Linked DNA regions of Homo sapiens: region 2 is linked to region 1. Evidence: chromatin loops called from intact Hi-C (ENCODE). Cell type or tissue: natural killer cell. All regions are shown on one strand. Region 1 overlaps PDE4D (phosphodiesterase 4D). Region 2 overlaps PDE4D (phosphodiesterase 4D).

Region 1 (8,000 bases):
GTCTTCATTTCCTTACTTATAAACTGAGGGAGGTTGAGTGAGGAGTTCTATTTGTTTGCATTTTGGCTCTGCAATTCAGGGGTTTTATTTGACACGTGAGGACCAAGGAGTAGAAAGGAGCAATCAAGTGCAGTGGTTTGGTCAAGATCACATAAAAAGTCTTGCTGTAAAACCAGGAGCTAGTCCTAAACTGCTCACCAGCAAGCTTGATTTATACTCGAGTAGACCATATTCTCTTGCTCCTCCAGCTGCAGCTCCACTCCTCATTTATCTTAGCCCAGGCTGACTCTAAGCTGCTTTCACTTCTACCTCACTGCATTTCGCCCTGATAATTTTGTAGCTTACCTAGCCTCCCTCTTTGAGATCCCTTCTTAAAAGGGTCATTCTATTAACCTACCCATATCAGTTACTTTACTACTGCTGATCTATCGCTACCTGTCAATTCATGGGAATTACAGGGTGCACTGGGACAAGAGTAAAATGATCCAACAAACATAATGTTGCATTTAAAAAAATAAGCTAAAAGATACTGATGACTTTTTATAACTACAACATATTCGTTTGTGAATAAGAACATATATAGTAAAAAGATGAAAATGTGAACAGGTTGACTATTTCCTAAATTTATGGCAGAGGTTGTTCTGGAGAGGATGGAAGAAAAATGAGGCTGGCAGTGATGGTGGGGAAATGCAACCTCCAAAATTATCTATCTATATATTTTTATTAAAAACACCCACAGTAATTATGGCAAATGTTAATGTTTGTTTGTTCTAGGTTTTGGATACATTTAAGATCTCTTGCTTTCTGGGTACATTTCTTTTCTTTTCTTTTCTTTTTTTTTCAAATTAATTCCAAAAGACTTATATCTGCTACATGAAGAACGAAGCAAGTTCAGCTCTCTTGCTGAAATGTTCAAATGCTGAGGCAAGGCCTGTACTACAAATTTGTGTAACCAAAACCACAGTGCTCTCAATGCTCCTAGTGTTGCATTACAGCAGTTAGAAGAGATTGAGCTATTTTGTTTCCATGGCTCATTAAGCTAGAGTTAGACTGGTGTCCATAATCAAATTTACTGCACTTACCCTTGCTTCTTCCCTATGAAGTACAGCCAGACCTTAGGGAAAATCTCAACTATTCCAGGTCCATGGTAATTTGGTCCACGAAAGAAATTAACACACCTGAAAAGGATTAAATTATTTTTCCTTTTCAAAATGATCCTCTTCCTTAAGCTTCCTCTGTCAATTGACTGCCAACCTTATTTGCTAATTCCCATCCCTCATCGGGCTTCCTAGCACTTCCTGCTGCAAATTAGTGTGCAGTGAACCTGAGCCTGCTCTCCAAAACACATCCAGACTCTTGGGGCTTTCTGGGCTTCCGCTAGGGTGCCTGGTGCAAAGGGGGCCTAAATCAATCAATTAAGGCCTGGGAAGATTCCAGGCAAGAGGAAGGGATATCTTGGGGGACAAAAGGAATGTGTAGGTGGGAAGAAGGGAGAAAGTCTTTCTTCGTTTTTCACTGCAGGAAATGATCTGGACAGAGAGCAATTCGAATCATAGACAGGGAGGGTTGGGCAGGATGCGATGGGGGAGCGAATGACAGACACAAGTGACAGGAACAACTTAGGGAGACAGGTCAGAAAACATCTAATCTAGGCACATAGCAGAAATAGTGAAGGGAATTGAAACAGTTGTTCTGTATTTTGTTCACAGTGTTAAAGTCAAAGTCAGTGCTTTTTAACCTCATGGGATGGAGCGGGGGAGGGGGCACAAGGAGCCTTGTGTGAAGGCTCTGGCTCTGCTTATTGATCCCCCAAATACAATAATACATCCTCACAATCATAAATTTGAGAGCAAGGGGCTCTGATCCTGTGATATACAATCTAGGCCCTTATTGGATCCTGGAACTGATTTTCAGAATCCTTTATTCTTTTAAGTACAATTGTAAAAAAAAAAAAAGAGAGAGAGAGAGAGAGAGAGAAAGCAAGGAAGAAAGGAAAAAAGGAAGGGAAGAAGGAAGGAAGGAAAAAAGGAAGAAAGGAAAGAAGGGTTCCATTTATAAACCTCAGACAAAACAAAAATGAAAGCAAAAGAGAACAAAAAATAGCCAATACGACCCAAGTTACAAATTTACTTGTATCCTTTCAGAGGATAACCCAAATTCCTGCAAGACAATTAGCCATCTTTCTTTCGATTATTACAGTAAGCAAGACGGGTTAAGAGTATATAGTAAATGTGCTTTGCTAAACTCCTTCTCCCTTTATTGACTCTATCACAAGAAGCACACTTAATATAATTTTTACAATTTTTTAAAGAACAAATAGGAAAGAGGAGAAGGTTGTACTTTAGCTACCTTTGTGTATTTGAAAGGAATGCTGTTCAGGGCTTCTTCCTTTTCAAAAAGAAACAGGTCTTTGAAAACGAAGAATCATTACTGTGCATATCTCTCGAGGGCTGCTCCTCTAGTATCAGTCCATTTGAAATAGGAGTTTCACATAATTCAATTTATTAAACCCACATTTCCTGCCAGATTTTGCTTTATGTGCCTATGTCCTTTTGTTTCCCGGCTAACATTTCCACATCTCGGAAATCATTCTTTCTAGTATAACTGAAGAATATGGATATTAAAATCAGATCAGCAAAAGATTTTTATGGACTTGGAAAGCTGCCCATTAATGCCGTAAAATAAAGCGTGTTATACAGCTGATATCATCAGTTCTACTCTATGTTGTTTTCATATTCCTGGCGGTGGGTGGAGAGTTAGAGTGGAACAATTAGGAGTGGGAAAGAGAATGAAAGGATTCGATCAATTGTGGAATTTCAAAGCGGAGACAATTTACACTAAAGAATTCAAAGACTTCGTAACCTCCAAGACATTTTCCAGTCCAGGTAACCGTTGAATTATAGCTGGAGGTGATGTTCTTGGAGCTGCCTGTGAAAGCTGAAATCACAACATGCCTGCAGTGTTCCCTTCCTAAACCAACTTTGCCATTTTCTCAGGCAGACACACAAACATGCAAGCGTCCACAGTAATGTGCGTGTGTGAGGGATGGGGGAAGAGTGATTGTTGCTTTGTAGTAGCTCCTTTGAAGTGTTTAATTCCTCCCTTGTAATCTCTTCATCAACACACATTTAAAGCATATCAGTTTTACCTCAGCAATTTGATTCTCAGAGGCTTATGTGGCTCAGGGCCTCTGTCCAGCACCTGGGTGGCACAGTTTGTTTTATGTGCATGCAGAAGTGTTAACAGAATTAATTTTTTTCCTTCTTTCTCTCTTTCTTCTTCCCCCACCTCCCCCAATTTAGGTTAATGAGCCCAGGCAGCAGTGTGTGTGAGTGAGCGGGCGTGTGCACAGGAGGGCCGTGAGCCTGCCTTTTTAAAATACAGGAAACGCATAGAAGAAAGAAGAGTTCAGCTGGAGCCACGACTTCCCTCTTTGCTTCTTTCCCTCCCCACCCCCCCACCCCCCACCTCACCCCCCACACTCCAGCACCGGCTTTTAATTTTCAAAAGCACTGCAATTGCTTGGTGTGGTTTCAAGAGCTGGGGTGCCATTCTCCCTGATGATGACTCTGCTGACGTCAATGGCATTCTTATCATGCCTAGTGCGACATCAGAAACCAGTCCTCAGAGGCTCCTCTTATTCACAGTGCCTGGGCTCTCAGCAAAATGTGGACCGGATTCTGAAACGCAAAGGACTCCCCGTTCCTAATCAGCGCTGCAATCCACCAGACAGTCTCCTTCTGCCGGCAGCTTGCCAGTTAAGACTTTGTTCCTTAGCGTTCTGTCCTGCAAGGACCCCCTGAAGGAGAAGAGAGGGCTAAGTGGATCACAGCGTGTCCTCCGTGTCTGAGCTTTCAGAGCCGTGTGTGTGTGTGTGTGTGTGTGTGTGTGTGTGTGTGTCCCTCAACCAAGGTTAGAGACTAGTCAATGCTGCTTCTGATTATTCTTCAGGTTTTACTAAAAGGCTTCAGTCTTTGATATAAGGCTATTCCCCCGACACAGTGGCTAAGACCCTCTTGTGTAAGTGCTCCTAGCTCACTCTCTGGATCAGAACCAGCGCCCAGGTCCCCACGTGAAGCCCATATTCACCCCAGATGGCAGCATGCACCTCCTCTCCTTTTTTTAATAAAGAAAAAGAAATAGGAGGTTGGGAGGAGAAGGAAAATAATCATAGCTGAATAATAATAGCAGAATAGGAAAATAGTATCACTAAGAATTAAATATTTCACTCTAAATACTCATGACTTGTTAAGAGGTCTGCTCTCAAAAGCTGAATTCACAAGGGAGTTAATACATACTAAACCCAGTATGCATTCCTACCTAGCAGTTTGGGGGCAATTATTATGGGGATGATGAACTTTCTCCATTTACAGTGGAGTGTATTATGGTCCAAATCTACCCTAAAGCATTTGGGAAATGTCTACAGTTCAAATTAAGATGTTTAGAGTCAAGGTCATTTCGCTTGATGATGGAATGATACATGTCTAGTTAGATTTCATCTGACCAATCTTTGACACAAACACATCAGAATTGTCTTGGTATCCACCAACCAAATAATGTTTGTTTCTCTTGAAGATTGCTGAGTGACCCATAGTAAGCTTATTAGGAGATTAGGAGCAACTGTTCCAGAGAGAAGCTGTTTAACAACATATGAAATGTGCAACATAATTCCATCTAGAACTATTTAGAATCATAACATGGAAGAACAGCAGCTTACACCTGGTTCAACCCTTCTACCTTTAAGTGAGGAAACTGATGCCCAAAGGCTGCGTCATGCTTTACTCAAGGTCATCCACCTATTAAGAGGCAGGACTGACAAACTAAAGCTGTCTCTCTCTAAATGGTATGCTTTTCCTACTACAACACATAGCTCCTGATTATTCAAAACCTAATGACCAAACCTCAAACCCACTTGCCAAGGGAGTTTCCATTTTTCTTTTAAATCTGAGCAATATTTCTTAATTTTTTGATTAAAGTGATATTTCAGGAATGTTTAGATGAATTATAATGAGTTTCTCCTTTGTTTTCAGTGAGTTTCACAACTAGTGTAAAGGTTATTAAGTAGAATGGAACAAAATAATATATGTTGGAATGCATGAAATTCAGATGGTTTTGTTCTTTGTTATTTTTTGTAGAGACAGCATCTCCCTATGTTGCCCAGGCTGGTCTCAAACTCCTGGGCTCAAGTAATCCTCCTGCCTTGCCTCCCAAAGTGCTGAGATTACAGATGTAAGCCACTGAGCCCAGCAAAGACGTGTTTTTAAAAAGTGATGATGGGCTCTGGGAAGAAGGAGCAAAGATTTATCTGGGTTCCAAATGTATGAGCTCCCTGAGCCCAGCCATCATTCTGCTTCATCTACTACATAGCTCTCACCATGGTTTGTAACATTGCTTGCTAATATATTTTATTTGCCACCTAATTCAAGCCATTAAGTTAATATTCGATTATATAAATATGATCTTTATAGTTACTTTTTCCCTATCCCCAATAGTTTTGCCTTCTCTTCAGAGGACTGTAACTGCTTCTATAAATCACCTTTTGCTACTCTCTTTTTGGTAGACGTGCATCACATTCTGGTCGCGAATGGTGAGGAGATGGGGCAGATGCTGGTTTTAGAGTCAGACAAACCTGTGTTGGAAACCTGGCTTAACCACTTGCTACTATATAATTTCAAGACATAACTTCTCTGAGCCTCAGTTTCCTTATCTATAAAATATGACCCTACCTTGCAGGGTTATTGAAAGGGTTAGAGATGATGTTTACTAAAGTCCTATCACAATGCCTAGCACATAGGAGAAACTCAATCAAGGATAATTTTATTAATGATTTTTAAAAAATAAATGGGGAAAATCATAAAATTAATAAAGATTAGTAAGATTGAACAAAGGACATATAGTATTTCCCCCCTTATAACCAGAGCTGTTCCTCAGTACCACTAAAATTGGAAGGACAATATTTCTTTAAAGAATTTTTCTAGTGAAAAGCTAAGCCAAATATATGATCATTGGCCTGCATTATGAATGCATGTTTCACTGAGTATCTGATTATAATTGGATGTCAAATAGCTACAAAACCTAATTGTGGTCTCAAAAATTGTCTCTTCTCCCTGAGACAAACATCCAATATTTCCTAGGTGATAACTAAGCTTTGTGTACACTGAGATAAGACGCCAAATCAATTCCTTAAACTTAAAGGCACAAAGGTTTCGGAAAGCCTCATTGTCCATTTGAGAGACAAGCCACGGCATCTCGTAAAGCACATTTTCACTGTATACTATGTTACTACAAAATTGAGTTAATTTCATTAATAACAAAATTTATCAAAATAAAAATGCTTTCTCCTTTGCAGGAATCCATAAATAACATAAAATAATAATAGCATTTTAACTCAGAAGCAAATTACAGCCATGACTGTTTAAGTTGGCTAACCCAAATTTCGTAAGTGAAACTGGAGTGGTCTGCGTAAGTCCTAGATTGCATATGATTCAGGGAAACCCAGATGTCAAAAGGGTGTGTGAATCAAAAGAAGGTATTCATCTTGGTGATTTAGCCCTGAACCAATCAATTCTTCCCAGAGCACTGGAGAAAAAGTTCTTGTTTCTAATGGAATCATCCTGCCCTTACCTACCTAGTAAAAATTTTGTACCCAATCAATACCTTAGTCAACTTTAAATTCCTGAATAGCCCTTCTGCCTCATTCAAGTGAATGGAAAGAAAAGGTTTAATCATATTTAAATACTCCAGACTATTGAGTAAAGTTAAATGCAAATTTGGTCATGTTATTCCCTTCTTTAAAACCATCCATTCATTAGTGATGATCCATTCACCTAACTATGCCCTCAGCAGGCAGGGCTGTTAGCCTGAGGAAGGGGTGCCCTTTTCTATTTCATCCAGCTAGAAGATGGCCCTTTGGAATCTATCTGCTCAATGATATTGTATTTCTAGAATATAAAAAAGATGCCTTAAATATACAAAAGGCACAGGGGGAGTCCTTTTTAGGTCTCAGTTTAAGGCTGATTTCTGAGTTGGTTATATGCTCTCACAGCAATTTGTATGTTGCCTTCATGGTGCTTAAGGCAGTTCAATCATACATTTTGTTTTTCTTTCCCCTACTAGAGTATAAGGTAGAAATTGTGACTATATTTTTCACTTTCGTATCCCCAACTCCATCCCAGTGCCTAGTACACAAGTACCAGGTACTTTATTGACTGATACACAAGTACTAGTGAATTAAAAAATTGTTATATAAAGTTGGGTTGTTGTCTTGTCCAATAGTAGCTGTGTTTCGCACTGCAAGTCATTTTTGAGAGCATATGAAATAACTCTATGTCCTCATGAATGACTTTATCATAATCATTCCTGAACAGCACGGGCGTGTGGTATTCCAAAAGGGAGTTTTACTGGCCCTTGGTTAAATTTAAAGAAATAATAAGGCCAATTTAAAACACACACACACACACACACACACACACACACACACACACACACACACATTAATGAGAGATTTCTAAGCCCCCCATGGGAGATGACTGCCCTTTTTGTCCTTGTTTTGCATATTAAAAGTATATAGAATGTGGAAAATAAATGTCATAATATGAAATCATGGTTCCAGTATATGTTAGTGTGTTCTGTTGAAAATAGTTTTGTTTGGCAAAAATGAAGAGTTGGTAATTGTATGTTGGGCCTCACAGTTTTTTGTTTTGAAATTCCAAAGTCTGGGAACCATTGACTTAGCAGGGTTTTCCCATCAGAACACAGATTTGAGGGTTTTTAAGGATACATGTCTTAGTTTCTAGTCGCGTATGGCTCCAACCTACAATCCTTCCTTCTTTCGGGTCCCACCTTTATTTTTTACTTTTCTGATAGTTCCCACAACTTTGCCCACAAAGTTGCCAATTCCTAAATATTATTATCAAAGTGCAATTTTGTATACCCCAAAGCTAATATATAATTAATTTTACTATAAGAGAAATCAGTTAAAATGTAAAAAGTTTAATAAT
Region 2 (8,000 bases), 230 kb after region 1:
GGAATAATCTCTGCCCTACATTCAAATGTACCTTGAGTGACTTTCTCTTCTATTTACATAGTACCTACCCCAAACTTGTCACATAAAATGTTCCTTTTAACATCCTTGTGATTTGTTCTCTTTGGAAGACAGAATCATCTCAAGAAGAGTAATTTTCTATTTAAAGTTTCCTTGAACACTACTGTAGTTTTAAGCAATAATATATTTTAAATCACAAAATTCCCTAGTGTTCTCTTATTGGAGTTGTCAGGGTCCACAGGCTTGCTAAATCTTTGCTCCTTGATTCTTTCTTTACTTCCCAGATCGTTTTTCCCCATTTTTTTTTTTTTAGGTACTATGTTTAAACAACCAATATAAACTTCTCCACATTGTTTTCTTGAGCACATCATTCTCCTCTTTCTTCTCTATAATACTTGGGAGGGGCGTTGCTCTAAAGTAATTAGGTGAATCTTTAAACATGTGTGCCAGAACCTAGGCAGATAAATCAGCACCTTGCCCTCAAAATTAGTACTCATCTTTGTAAGTGGTGCCCTAATGCTAACACTGATCCCATTACTGAAAACATGGTTGGCAATCTCTTCTGGGCTCACAGAGAAAAAGTACCTTCCTTATTATGTAACCCTCTGCTTTCTCTCTTTTTCTCTTCCTCACTCCTCCTTCCACGGCCCTGCTCCCCTCCTCTCCCCTGCCTTTCCTTCCCTCTCCCTCTTCTTTTCTCTTTCAATCCTTCTTTCTGCCTCAATCAAACTTAATAAGCTATATATTAATCTTTTCTTATAAAAATGTATTTTACCCACATAAGATAAAAAATTGTCACAGCTGAAAAACTTTCACATCTATTTTGAGCATTGTAAAACTGTTTCAGATTGTATTTCTCAAGAGTCAACACTCATTAAATGTATATGATTTGCTATTACTTTAACAAATCAGACACTAATTGAATTTCATATCTTGTACACCTGGCTTTCCTTTAGCCTGAATATTACCAGGCAGCAAAAGCCATGCCAAGGAAAAATATTCCAGTTAAAGCTAAGTGTACCCCCAGTAGCATGCATTATTATCCATTCAATAGCCAAAGAAAAATGACACTACAATAGGCACATTTGAAGATTTTACAAGATAAAAAATATTGCTCATAAAAAAAATTATAAGGGAGAAATTCAATGAAGAAATGTTGTCCAATGTCCAGTTCTTTCAGTTGCTTCAATAATGGAATCAGATCCAAAGCCTCTTAAAGGTCAAGATAAGCTTAAGTTACTTTCACCGCGTAAGGATTTTGTATATTTTTTAAAAAATAAGAAATGCAAAAACAAGGCTGTGACATTATGAGATATTTTACATGTTTACATCAAATAGTTTAACACCTTTAATTCCAAGAATGCTATGCAATAAAACTATGCTCTTCAGAAGATAATTATAGCATTTAACTGTGCGTGCATGTGCCTGTGTGTGGTGTGTATATGTGTCTGTATATATATAGAGTGACTCATGGTGCATTTGAGGTATTATGGTATGATAAAAATTTTAAGTTATATGATATGTACCTTTTTTCATTATTGTCAGTACATTGTCGTGGCTGAATGCGTAATCTCCTTTGGATACATGAGGGACCTGCAGAAATGCAAGAGCCAGTGGCCAACTGCCTTCCTACCTCCCTAACCCTTCCACTCAATTCAACTTATGATAGATATGATCATATCAAGTTGGCTATGCCAATAAAACATTATCGGGTGATGCCAAATAAGAAAGGGTAACAGAATACTTTATCAAATAGGCATTACTGGCATTTTTGCTGTATGTAAGGAAACTTCTAACCTCAAAGAGTTTGCAGTGCAACTGGAAAGATAAACTAGAACCTCCAAACAGTGAAAGCAGCACATATAAAAAAATTAATTATTCTGTGGGAAATTGTATATTCAAATTAAGAGGAAGTAAAGGAAGGACTGAGCCTCTCAAGCTTCCGAAGGAAACTGACTCATGATGGATATTTGAGATGTCATTCTCACCTCTTAAACTTGTTACAAATGAAACTTGTTAAAATTACAGATGTGAGGTATTCAAATACATGAAAAAGTCATTCTTAGCTGCTAATGCTTATATTTTGGAAAGGGTCAGAACTTGACCAAAGGAACCTTGAAAAAATATATTTATCATATAGCTTTAAATTGTTACAATACCATAACACCTCAAAATAAAAATATCTTTGCCAAATTGAGAAGGCAAGGTTTATAATATATTTGCAAACTACACAGAAGAGCTTAAACTCTGCATTTCGTGAGATTTCTCAAATTCATTAGTCAATCAAGCTATTGCTTTTACTTTATTCAGCAGCTGGAGATTTATGATATTAAGGAGCTTGTTATCAGATCTAGTGATGAAGAGAGCCTAGAAGCCACCATATGTTGGAAATATGCACAGTAATGTTAGCAAATCATTGATGTTAAGTTCTAAATGTACAATTTAGCATACAATAAGCATGAGAATCACATTTAACAAAATGCAAAGCACATAGGAAGCATATAATTTAAAATTTTCAACTAAATTTTATAGCTGTAACAAACATAACAAATAAATCATTATTTTATTTTGAAATAAAAATAAATGGAGTTAATACCTATACCTTTAGCTGGCAAATTATATTTACCTCTTGCCAAAGTTTGCTTATGCATTGTTATACAAAATTTTTAAATTTGATTTCTCTGATTTTATAGTTCCCTAAAAATTCCAAGGACATTATCTTCTTTAGTGTCTAAAGCAAATAATTAATCCTTATAAATTATTTTAATTCAAACTTTGAATGTTTTATATGCAGGCAAATCAGAACACATTTTAATTCAGTGTTAATATATATTTCTACATAGGCTTGGCAGCTTCCAGATGTGCTGCATTTGGTCTAAATAAGAAAGACCTTATATCCAAAATTTTGCAAACAATGTCACTTCTATTTACTATTGATTAAATAGATACCTTTCAGTGCTATAGATTGTAATCAATCAAAAACAGAAAAGGTTTTCTTTCTAAACAATAATAAAGAATAATCAATCTTCTCTTTATTAACACCTAGAATACTCAAATGAAGAAGGAAATCCAATATTTTTTAAGTGTTTTCTTTCTTTCCAGTTATTTGGTTAAAATAAGCTGATTTTGTTGTAAAACAGTCATTGACAGTTTAGTGAAGTCATGAGGTCAAGATTTTTAATATGACTTCCAGAAACAAAAGATTATTAAAATATTTAGTTTGAATTCATGACATGTAATTCTGCTGGGCAAGATGAACACTGAATTACTACCTGAAACAGCATTAGTTTCCATTTTTTCATGTGCATGTGCCCTGAAACACTTATGAAGAATAATGTAGTGTTTTTTTTGTTGGTCAAACAAGAACCCTTCCCTAACATTTAGAGTTGACTGTATTAAGCCATTAGACAAGTTAATACACTGTTTTTCAGGTGGCAGTAATATGAATGCTTTGTTAAGTTTGCCATTTAACTCTCAGAATTAGCTTTTAAAGTTAGTCAACTTCCTTCAACTTCTGCACGTACCTACATACCCCTATTTCAAGGTTTACATCATCTTCTTGGCTCTTATTTAATATATTGTCAATTTAACAAGCATTAGGAGTTAGAAGGTCAACATAGGGCAAAGGCTTATTTGCAAGGGGCCTAAGGCAGTTAAACAATTCTTCCTAGCTACAAAAGGAAAAGAGTAATACCTGTAGGACTTTGAGAAACGCAATCTTGATTTGGCTCTTGTAGATGGTCCTGGCACCGTGGCTCCCAGAGGATCCCAAACAAAAGCCATTTTTAAGGACGATGCCAAGATCCCCAGGAACCACGAGAAGTCAGAGCTGGTGCGGGGCTCTGGGGCCCTGAGGCCCCGCACGGAGCAGGAGGCACTTGTAGCTGAGTGAGGGCATTTCCTTTGTGCAGTGGTATGCGCTGACAGAGAGATGGCAGGCTGGCTGAGGCAGGGCTGGAAGGGATGGCCAGGACTTCCTGCTGCATGACACTTGGCCTTTGCGACAGAGTTTGCTTCACTCAGGCCTTATCTCATAATTAACGTGAGAAACACTCCCTCGAAAATTTGTTTTTAAATATAGCCCTGATTAAACAGCATAGTCACATGCCACTCCTGAAAAGCACAACACACACACACGCATGCACACACAACAAAAGGTGTGATTGAAGTGGGTAAACCTTTATATCAGTGTGAACTTTAAAAAATGTAAACCCACAGGGCTTCGTTAAAAAATTTTAAAAAATACATGCCTATGACTGGGTCATCTGACAAAGATTACTAAATTTCACACAGCTAACTGCCAACTATAATTTTCCTTATTTCAACTTCTCTTAAAAAGAGATGGATATAATTCTTAGCCAACCTTCCACAGGATGTAAACAGGATTTACTCGTCTTGAAAATACCAGCGCCTCTCTAAAAGTCAGTGTGAGAAAAAAAAACAGGCAGATCACTTTCAGAACTTTTGGCAGCTTTGCCCTCAAGGAGATGCTGCGTCACCTTAGAGAGTGAATTACAATGCATGACTCTGACAACAAAGATCAATTATCTTGTCCATTTTCTATTCCCTAGAAACATTTCTTAACTCTGATAAATCTGTTAAAACAACTTTCTTTCAAATTAAATAAATGATGAAAGCCAAATAGAATCCTTCATATATTTTATGAGTCCAGGACATTTTGGGAAAGCATCTATTTCAAGAAATTGTACCCAAGGAGTCAAAGGACCCTAGTGCCGTCATCGGTCCTCACCACTGAGTGGTATTCAATGTTAACAATGCAGCATAATTTCATCAGTCTGTATCCAAACACTGCCCCGCGGGTGACCTCAACTGTAAACCAAGGGAGAGCGCCACTTCTTCAGGATAAGATTAGAGAGGCTTCAAGTGCCCAAGAGTGAATTTAACCCTCTCTGAACTGGACAAAATTGACCAAGAGTTGAGCTCAGTGAACATCACCATATCTGCAAATTTTGAGACCTCTAAAGCTCAATCTGTCTCTTGTACACCAAGGGAGTCTTGAATATTCATATAATTTCAATAAAAGCTCAAGACATTAAACATTATGCTTGTTTTCACAACAGCATCCAGGACACCAGGGGTTCTTAAGAATGCTACAGGTTTCATATCAGCTTTGGAGACGAGTAATAGAAAAGGTTTTTACAGTTTCACCTCTTTCTTATCAGACATGAGCTCAAAGAAAGTGGGTGAGTGAGAACTGCCCTGAACAGCAGCAACCTTGGAGGAGCAGAGAGTTCAAAAATAAACACAACACATTCTCCCTGAATCAACTTGCAATATTGTAACGCTTCACAAACTGTCTTTTTGCTTTTGTATAGAGATCCAAATTTCGCATGAGCAAAACAGGTAGCCACTTTCCTGGTGTTCTCAAAGAAGGACTGAAAAGGTGCTTACACTGATGCCAATCTGCCCTTCTGGTGTATGAAATGCCACCATTATCATTTAATTCTTTCAAACTATTTAATTTCCATTTTCGGCAGCTCTTAGGAAATGCACACATTCCTGGCAGAGTTAGCACTGAGCTGAACAACTTGGTGCTTATTAGAATGTCTTCATCTGAGACTAAAGCCAGACAGTGTAAGATAACTGGTGATCTGCGTAAAGAGGGGAGGAGTCCCTAACAGCTGGTGGGGTGAGGTGGCTTGGTGTGAAAGGGAGGGGGAGGGAGGCCACAAAGACAAGCAGAAGAGTAGAAGGGATGTTGCTGGCAAAGATGGACTTTTTTCACCCTCCAGGCAACACAAAGCTCTCATTTTGTCCAGTGGTGTTTAAATTTTTGTAGGTGAAACAGCATCACTGATTTCTAATAAAAGCTACAGTTTATGTATACGACTTTGGAAGCAGAAAAATATTTTCATTGTTATCCCAATTTTACTGATAGCAAGATAAACCCTATCTTTGTATTCAGGCTAAAGCCAGCAGTATACATTTTCACAAATAATTAACTGCCTTTGCTTACAAATTTACCTTTTTAAAGGGATATTCAAATTTAATGGATATCTAATTGATAAGCTACAAGGACATACGAATAATCTAGAATGAATCTGCTAGGGAATGTCCAACTTTTTCTAAAAATGTGCAAGGAAGGAGAACTAATCTTGTCTTTTTCATTACTGTCAAAAACATTTCTTCCTTCTTTTCCCCCTGCTTTGTAAAGGCAGTCATCTAGAACAGTTAAGCAAGATAAAACAATGGAACTGTAAATGTGAAATTATGAACAAGAAAATTGAAACTCTGCTTCATTTTCCTAGTGTGAAATCAGTTACAGACACAAGAAGTGTCTGTCAATATTAATATTATTTTTTCTTAAATAATTACTTACCGCCTCCTTTTCATTTCTTCCACACAGTTACACATAATCCTTCTTAGGTTACCAGGTCTCAGTAAGGTCATAGAAATAAGCTACTTATTTCTGAGATTAATCATGAGCAAAATTAAGCCTTGATTTCAAATAGAAATATCAATATTGTTTTTGAAGAACTGGCTAATATTTCACAGACATGAGAATTTAGACATTTGGAAAAAATAAGAAATTAAATAAAATGATTTTCTAGGATGAATCTTTACTAGCATTTATAATACAACAAGCTGTTTATAATTTTTACTTCATGGGTATCAAAGAGTATAAAAGAACAAAGAAGACATCTTTTGAACATTCTAATTACTGTCATTTATTAAGCGTTTATTTTTCCAGATGAATTTTAGTAAAAGCATGATTCAATAGCAAGGAGAGATGTTCCATCCCTGAGACAAATTATTATGTTTACAAGTTGTGCACACTAATTTTATATGTCCTAGGGAAAACCAGATTCGGAAATCTAAACATTGCTCCAATCCAATTGTTATCCATGTAAGTCCTAACCCCACTAAAGTATCAGCAAAGTGCCCGTCTCCTGCCAATAACTTAGCTCTTATGTTCTGCAGAGCTCTAAATAAGGCATCGTTTTTGCCTCTTGAATATTTCTGGGATTTTGGTTCCAAGATTCCAGATGTTACAAATGGCAAATTTGGGTTTCGGTGTCTGACACAGAAACTCAGAATTTCCTTTATAGGAGATAGCTACTATGAATAAAAATGAAACTCCCAAATTTGAGAGTGGGATAAGTTAAACGTAATCCACATAGGCATTCAATTACTTGCGCATCAAGTCTCTAGTTAACAGGCATACGGAAGAGACGAGGGTTGAGCTGAACTTCAGAGAAATAAGCAGTTACATCAGTGGGGTTGCGTTAGGTTGAAAGACATTGCTTCAGGAAACCAGAGCAGGCAGATAGTGGGTTTCAGGATAGTGCTGTATTTTGAAATAGTCTCTGGTTACAGACTCAAAGCCAGCAGAAGTTAATGTGGAAGCAAATAACAGACTGTTATTTACCATCTACTTCTGATGAGGGTGTCGTTGTAATTCTATCTTCAGAATGATACATTGCAAAAGAGTGTGACAAAAGGCAGTTTGATAACGGGGCTTGTGTACTCCTTAAAACTAATATCCATTCAGTACAAGTAAATGTAAAAAATGATTTTTATTACATTACTTATCAAAATCAACTATAAGTTATTTCTCAAAATGGAAGTGTTGCAAAATAATACCAAAATTTTCTTTGAATTGCTTTCAAATATTCATTCTAAACCTTATATGAGTCTACTTGATTGAAAGGTCAATTATTCCATGTTCTGAAATGGGAGACAATTATTTTAAGACTTGGCAACAGTAAAACATTAACAGAATTGAAGGTACCCCATGGTCTTAAGAACACTGGGAAAGCATGCTCTGTGTTTTAAGCTTCTACAATTGCATCCATTACTCATATATGACCCAGGACACAAACAGACACAAACTGTAATTAAAGAGCTAAAATCAGGATATAGACTAAAACAATCAATAAGAGGCATGCTTAAATATAATGATAAAAAATCAATATGACTATGATTGTGAATCAAAATGTTTTACTAGACACTTAAGGTTT

The links. Hi-C counts contacts between places; a loop is a spot of excess contacts. Peaks named below come from ENCODE experiments on the same cell type or tissue, not always from the same donor. Only the 100,000 strongest peaks of a DNase experiment are listed, where the experiment ranks them.
Region 2: a loop joins it to region 1, with 8 times the contacts of the local background. A loop is called at or near these places in 2 of 110 quality-filtered maps.

Annotation. Positions count from the first base shown.
Region 1 is chr5:59,124,154-59,132,153 of GRCh38, forward strand. All of the region lies in intron 5 of PDE4D (phosphodiesterase 4D), which reads right to left. Among named protein-coding and RNA genes, the nearest start is that of PDE4D-AS1, 88 kb to the left of the region's middle. RefSeq lists enhancers at 2,622-3,532, 3,533-4,442. In natural killer cell, no CTCF peak of the experiment used is centred here; DNase peaks (open chromatin) are centred at 268, 1,588, 3,088, 3,618 and 2 weaker places; H3K4me3 peaks cover 920 bases; H3K27ac peaks cover 4,134 bases.
Region 2 is chr5:59,353,046-59,361,045 of GRCh38, forward strand. All of the region lies in intron 1 of PDE4D (phosphodiesterase 4D), which reads right to left. Among named protein-coding and RNA genes, the nearest start is that of PDE4D-AS1, 320 kb to the left of the region's middle. In natural killer cell, no CTCF peak of the experiment used is centred here; no DNase peak of the experiment used is centred here; H3K4me3 peaks cover 458 bases; H3K27ac peaks cover 2,527 bases.